2 separate regions of the Mus musculus genome follow, and region 2 is linked to region 1. Evidence: chromatin loops called from intact Hi-C (ENCODE). Cell type or tissue: heart. All regions are shown on one strand. Links, peaks and the distances in the headings refer to the core of each region. The heading gives the core; the rest is flanking DNA. Region 1 has its middle 6.8 kb from the start of Mir804. Region 2 has its middle 39 kb from the start of Rnf130.

Evidence for each region. Peaks named below come from ENCODE experiments on the same cell type or tissue, not always from the same donor. Only the 100,000 strongest peaks of a DNase experiment are listed, where the experiment ranks them.
Region 2: it touches region 1 in a loop (4-fold over the local background); 8 of 42 quality-filtered maps call a loop at or near these places.

What each region holds. Positions count from the first base shown.
Region 1 is chr11:50,363,212-50,366,126 of GRCm38, reverse strand. No RefSeq gene overlaps it. Among named protein-coding and RNA genes, the nearest start is that of Mir804, 6.8 kb to the right of the region's middle. In heart, for the core only: CTCF peaks have their summits at 1,165 and 1,364 (motif pointing right); a DNase peak (open chromatin) is centred at 1,386; H3K27me3 peaks cover 419 bases.
Region 2 is chr11:49,985,146-49,988,060 of GRCm38, reverse strand. No RefSeq gene overlaps it. Among named protein-coding and RNA genes, the nearest start is that of Rnf130, 39 kb to the left of the region's middle. In heart, for the core only: CTCF peaks have their summits at 1,490 and 1,690 (motif pointing left); no DNase peak of the experiment used is centred there.

The sequences.
Region 1 (2,915 bases), core at 171-2,670:
CCTCGCTGCCACTGAAGCTGCTCATTTTCCTCTGACAGAAACCCTGCGCTCAGTTTTTTATAGGTTTACTCCGTTATTTCTGCTCATAGTACAAGGGTACATTCAATTCCTCATGACTGGGAAGAAAGCAGGACCTTGGATTAGCTGCTAGCACTTGGGTTTTGCCAGTTTATATCTTTAAATATCAAGACAGTAGAGGAAGGCCAGGCGTGACCGAAGGAATCGGGCATGAGAGGCAATGTCTGATGCAGTCTACTGAGTCAATTAGGACCAAATTGATAAGAGAGGTAAGGAACACGGGCCGAGCTAGGCTTAGTGTTTGAACACCTTTAATCTTTGCACTCAGGGAGCACAGGCAGGCAGATCTGTATGAATTCGAGGCTAGCCTGTTCTACCTAGTGAGTTCCAGGATAGCCAGGGCTGTTATACAGAGAAACCATGTCTCAAAATCAATGAACCAATCAGTCAATCAATCAATTGTGGGGTGGGGAAATGGCTCAGGGGCTAAGAACACTTGCTTTTCTTGCAAAGGATCCAGGTTCAATTCCTAGCACCCACAGTATTTCACAATTATCTGTAACTTCAGTTCCAGGAGATTCAATGCCCTTATCTGACATCTGCAGGCACTGCACCCACCTGGTCTTCCCCCATCCTCTGCTCCCTCAAATCTTTTTAAAAGTATCACATTCCTGGGGCTAGAGAGATGGCTCAGCAGTTAAGAGCACTGGCTGCTCTTCCAGAGGTCCTAAGTTCAATTCCCAAAACTACATTGGTGGCTCAGGACCATCTATCTATAAAGGGATCTGATGAGCTCTTCTGGCATACAGGCATACATACAGAACAACACATACATTTAAAACACACACACACACATTCAGCATCTACACATAACATGCACCCACACATACCAACTTTCCCCAGTTGTCTTACATGTTTTGCTGGCCTGTCACAGGGCAGTGGTCACAACCTGTTTCTCCCCTTTAACCTACACATGTTCTTGCAAGTCCTTCTGTTCCCAGATTGTCAGGTTGTGTTTCCTAGTAGACTGCTCGTCTGTTTTCCCCTCATAAGAGCTGAGCTCCTCAGGTGGGGAGATGGCTCAGGTGGTAAAGCTCTAGTACAACAAAGTTCAGTCCCCAGAACTCATATGAAAAAAAAAGCCAGGTGTGGTGGCATGTTCTGGCAGTCCTGGTGCTGGTGAGGCAGAGACAAGAAGATCTCTGTGGCCAGTTGGCCTGACCTACTTGTCAAGTTTCAAGCCGAGGAGAGACCTGCGTTTATTCCATTTTTATTATTTTTATGTGTATGGGTGGGTTTTGCCTGAATGTAAGGCTGTCACATACATGTAATACCCATATGGGCCAGGAGAGGGCATCAGATCGCCTGCAACAGAGGTAAAAGTGAGAGTGTGTGGGCTCTCAGTGCTGAATCCAGGTCTTCTACAAGTGCTCTTAACTGCTGAGCCGTGTCTCCTAAACTAGTTTTTATTTTTTATCATGTTTTTACTGTTTGTTTTCCATTTAATTATTTGTTTTTTTGAGTCAGGGTTTGTGTAGCCCTGGCTGTTCTGGAACTCACTCTGTAGACCAAGCTGGCCTCTAACGTACAGAGATCCATTTGCCTCCAAGTGATGGGATCGAAAGCCAGTGTTGTCACCCCCTGGCTAACTAACAGATTTTTACGATGAATTTCGCTCCTGTTTCTCGTGTCTTGTTAACCCAGGCTAGTCTGAAAAATTGGAAATCCAAAACACTGCAAAATCTAAAATGTTTTTGAGTGACTTAATTCACCAGAACAAAAATTGGCACTTTCATGGTTTGGATCTGCAATGTTCCCCAAAGGCCTTCAAGCTTGTTGTGTAGCAAAACGTTTCCTGGGGAGATGCAACACACGTGTGCTCATCCCACGTAGGGAACCCGAAACACACCAGAGTACAGGTATCGCTGAAGTCCAATCTGGTGGAACCAGTGAGTTTTATTGTGATGACTTACAGGAATATGGGTGAGGGGTCATTAAGGAGCAGACATGACTCAAAGACAGCTGCATCACCGAAGCCCAGCCCCAGCAAGAATGACAGCTCACAAAGCTGGGAACCTGGAGCACACTGCACAGCCTGCAGGCCACTCAACAGGCTGGAGAGTAGCCTTGCCAGGTCCTCTGTTGGTCTCAGCTTCTTCCAAGGTAGCTCAGCTGGTGTCTGCTTCCTCCAGACAGCTGGTCTGGTCTCAGAGTCTTGGAAGCCTTTCTCCTCTGAAAGTCTCTGTGCAGCTCAGCTTTTGTTTATGGGAGAGGGACTCTCATCTTTTATTGCTTACTCTGGCAGGGAGGGGCCTAGTGAATCTGGTCCATTTCAGGGACTTCCTGAAGCTCTTTGAGTTGTTTACCTCCCTGCTTAAGGAGCTTCCCTGCAAGATGGAATGTTTCAATCTCAGAGGAAACTTACACAACATAGCTAAAGACTGTAAACCTACAGGGAGGAGTCTTTAGGGGGTGGGACCTAGAAGGAGGCAGGAGGTCACTAGCCCTGTATCCCCCAGGGCATGTTGGATCCATCCTCTCTGCATTCTGACATCTGAACACAGCGGCTCCTCCAAGTGCTCTCACCATGCTACACTGTGCAACCATAGGACCCAGAGACTGTGGCTGAAACCTCTGACACTGTGGACTGGAACAAACCTTCCCACTCTGAGCTGTTATCTCCGAGCTAGGGAGATAGTTTAGTGGGCAGGGTGCTTACCTGGCACTGGAGAAGCCCAGAGTCTGATCCTCAGGCCTGGATAAATCAGGTGTTGTGGTGGTACACACCTGTAATCTCAGCACTTGGGGAACTGGGGCAGGAGGATTGCTGTGATTCTAACCAACAATAAGAGGGCTACCGAGTGCAACCTGGTTTTAAGGGGGAAAAAATCAAATAG
Region 2 (2,915 bases), core at 327-2,826, 380 kb after region 1:
ACCTCTACACTGGCACTGTGGCATGAGTGTACCACCTTCGTACACACGAAATACAATTTAATATGTAAAAACAAAATTTAACAAGTTAATTGGGATACACTTGTACATTTTTATGGAGTACAGGATGATAATTTGATGTTCCTGTAAAATGTGGAATGTCCCAGTCAGGGTAATTAGCATTTCAACTGCAAGGCCAGAGCACTGGAGCCCGAGACAAAGGAAATGTGTGACCCTGGCTAGAAAATACTGATCCTTGGGCCATCAAGATGGCTCAGGGGGTATGAGTGATTCACACACAAGGTTGGTAGCTAGAATTTGACCCCTGGACCCCATGGCTGAGAGAGGTCAGACTCCAAAAATTTGCTCTCTGGTCTGTAATACTGCTGGCCCTCTCTCATAGCATAATAATTTAAAAAATGGTACTACGTGGATTCACTCTTCATTAACTTTTTCTTTTTAAATTGCAATCTGTCATGGTAGCCCAGACCTGCGATCCCAGCATTCCTAAGGCCCAAACACTCAGATTGTAAGTTCCAGGCCAATTTGAGCTCACAGCAAGATTCTGTTTTGTTTTTTAAAAAATATTTCACTCAGCTGGGCATAGTGGCTCATGCCTGTGACCCCAGCATTCCAGAAACAAGAGGATAATTTCAAGTTCCAGGCCAGCCTGCTCTTTATGGCAGGTTGTAGACCAGTTAGGGCTACATAGGAAGAACGTATCTTTAAATTAAAAAAAAGAAAAATCGTATTAATCTGAGTCGTGGGCACTCTACTAAATTTTGCACCAGGTTTGTGACAGGCCCAGTCACCCAAGTCCCTTCTGGAACATAAGCCTCAGGCAGACATCATAGTCTCCACACATTCAGCGCACCCCCCCCCCACACACACACACTCCTTGCAGAAAGTTCAGGAAAGAAGTTAGTGTGCAAGGAGTACTTCCATCAGCCGTCACTGTTTAGCCTTCATTTTACAGCGGGCCCTCCATCTGTGAAGCCGAATCTAAAAGCAAGCAGGGAGAAAGATCTCCTCATGAGATTGGGCAGTAAGACCAGATCTCAGGAAGGGCAAGGTGGAAAGGAGGGAATAGATTCCAGGACATTGTGGGAGCGGGGGACTGGGGGGTGGGGGGGTGGGGCGTTAGGTTTGGGCCCAGAGTGGAGCTACTGTCTGGTCAAGACACCCTTGGCTGTGTCCCAAGCGTGTGCTGGAGCTGTGTAGGGGGCAATGGGGAGAGGGTGCCTCCTGGTGGCTCTACATAGGACTGCTCACTCTGCAAGCCTCCATAGCAAAAAACTATAGTTTTTTTAAAAATAAAAATAAAAATAAAAAAGAAGGGGCATAGACTTGATGAAGCCACACAGACCTCAGCAATCAGGATATCATTTTAATGCAATACAAAAAGAGAAAAGAAAAGAAAAAAAGGAAAAAGAAAATCAATGTGTAAGCTACCGCTTATGGGTTGGCCTCTTTATTGGAAATTTGGCAAAAAACCAGAGGGCATATGTCTCTGGTGCCTGCGACATTTCACAGAAAAGCACCAATAAGGGATTGGCTGGAGACATAGCTATTTGGGAAAGCAATTTGCAGCATATCTTCAGATCTAAAACCTTGGTCCTAGCATCCACACTGAGGCAATTAACAACAGCCTATAACTCCAGCTCTAGGGGATATGTCGCCCTCTTTTGGCCTCCGTGGGTACTGCACTCGTACACCCACCACATTTCAACTAAAAATAAAATATTAATAATTAAGGCCATGCTGTCTCCTTCTCATGCAGCGGTCGCCTGCTGGCTTCACCATGTTCTTAGGTTTCCTTTTTTCTTTTCCACCTGACACACTGACCACCTTTCTACAAAATAACAGGATTGTCAGAAACTATGACTCTTCAATGGCCCCTGAGGTACTTTTCCTATATCCTCGCAACAAAATATGGAACAGAAGTGACTTACATAAAGAAAGACTTATTCTGACCATCGTCTTATTCCATCCTACTGGGGAAGACATGGTAAAGTTCATGGTGATGACAGCAGAGGCTCAGGCAGAGACCCCGTTCAGTGTTCAAGGTTTGTCTCCAAGGATTCACTTCTAAAGGTTCTATATCCTCACGAACTAGGACCACCAGCTGATGACCAAGTGTTCAAACACATGAGCCCAGGAGGGATGCTTCACACTCAAATCGTGATAGCTCTCAAAGACCCATAAGGTGAGAGCCGAGTCCTCTGCACACACCAGCTACCTGTCTGGCTTCCATCACTGGGATAAATACCTGAACGAAATATCTAAATAGAAGAAGGATTTTGGCTTGCGGTTTGAGAGGATACTGACCACCATGACGGGGAGGGCATGGTAGTGGGGGTGGCCAGAACACAGTAGGAACACAGAGAGGTCCAGAGCAGGGCCAAGCTATGAGCCTCAAAGCCGGTCCCCCAGTGACTCACCTCCACCTGCTAGGTTCTGCCTCCTAAAGATCCCACAACCCCCACAACATCTCACCAATGGGGAACCATGTGAGTCTACAGGGGACATTTCCTACAAGCTACAATATCCTCCCAGAGGCCCAAAGGCTTGGCTGCCAGCCTGTGGTGTTCTTGGAGGTGGCAGAACCTCTAGGGGGTAGGGCCAACTTGGAAGGAACTTATGCCTGTGGGTTCTTGCATATTGCGTGCTTTTGCTGCGACTCTGTCTTTTTACAGGAGCCAAGCAGCCATGTCTGAATCTCTGAGGCAAACCAAAGTAAGGCTTCCCTCCTGATGGCTGGTTTAGTTCAGGCATGTTGTCACAGTGACAGACAGCCGAGGAGTACACCCTTACACTGTCACACATTTGACCAGAGGCCACTCCCCAACTCCAGCATCTTCCAGCCTATCTCTCTGGCCATATGGCCTCTAATATGATTATATCACAGCCATTCATAT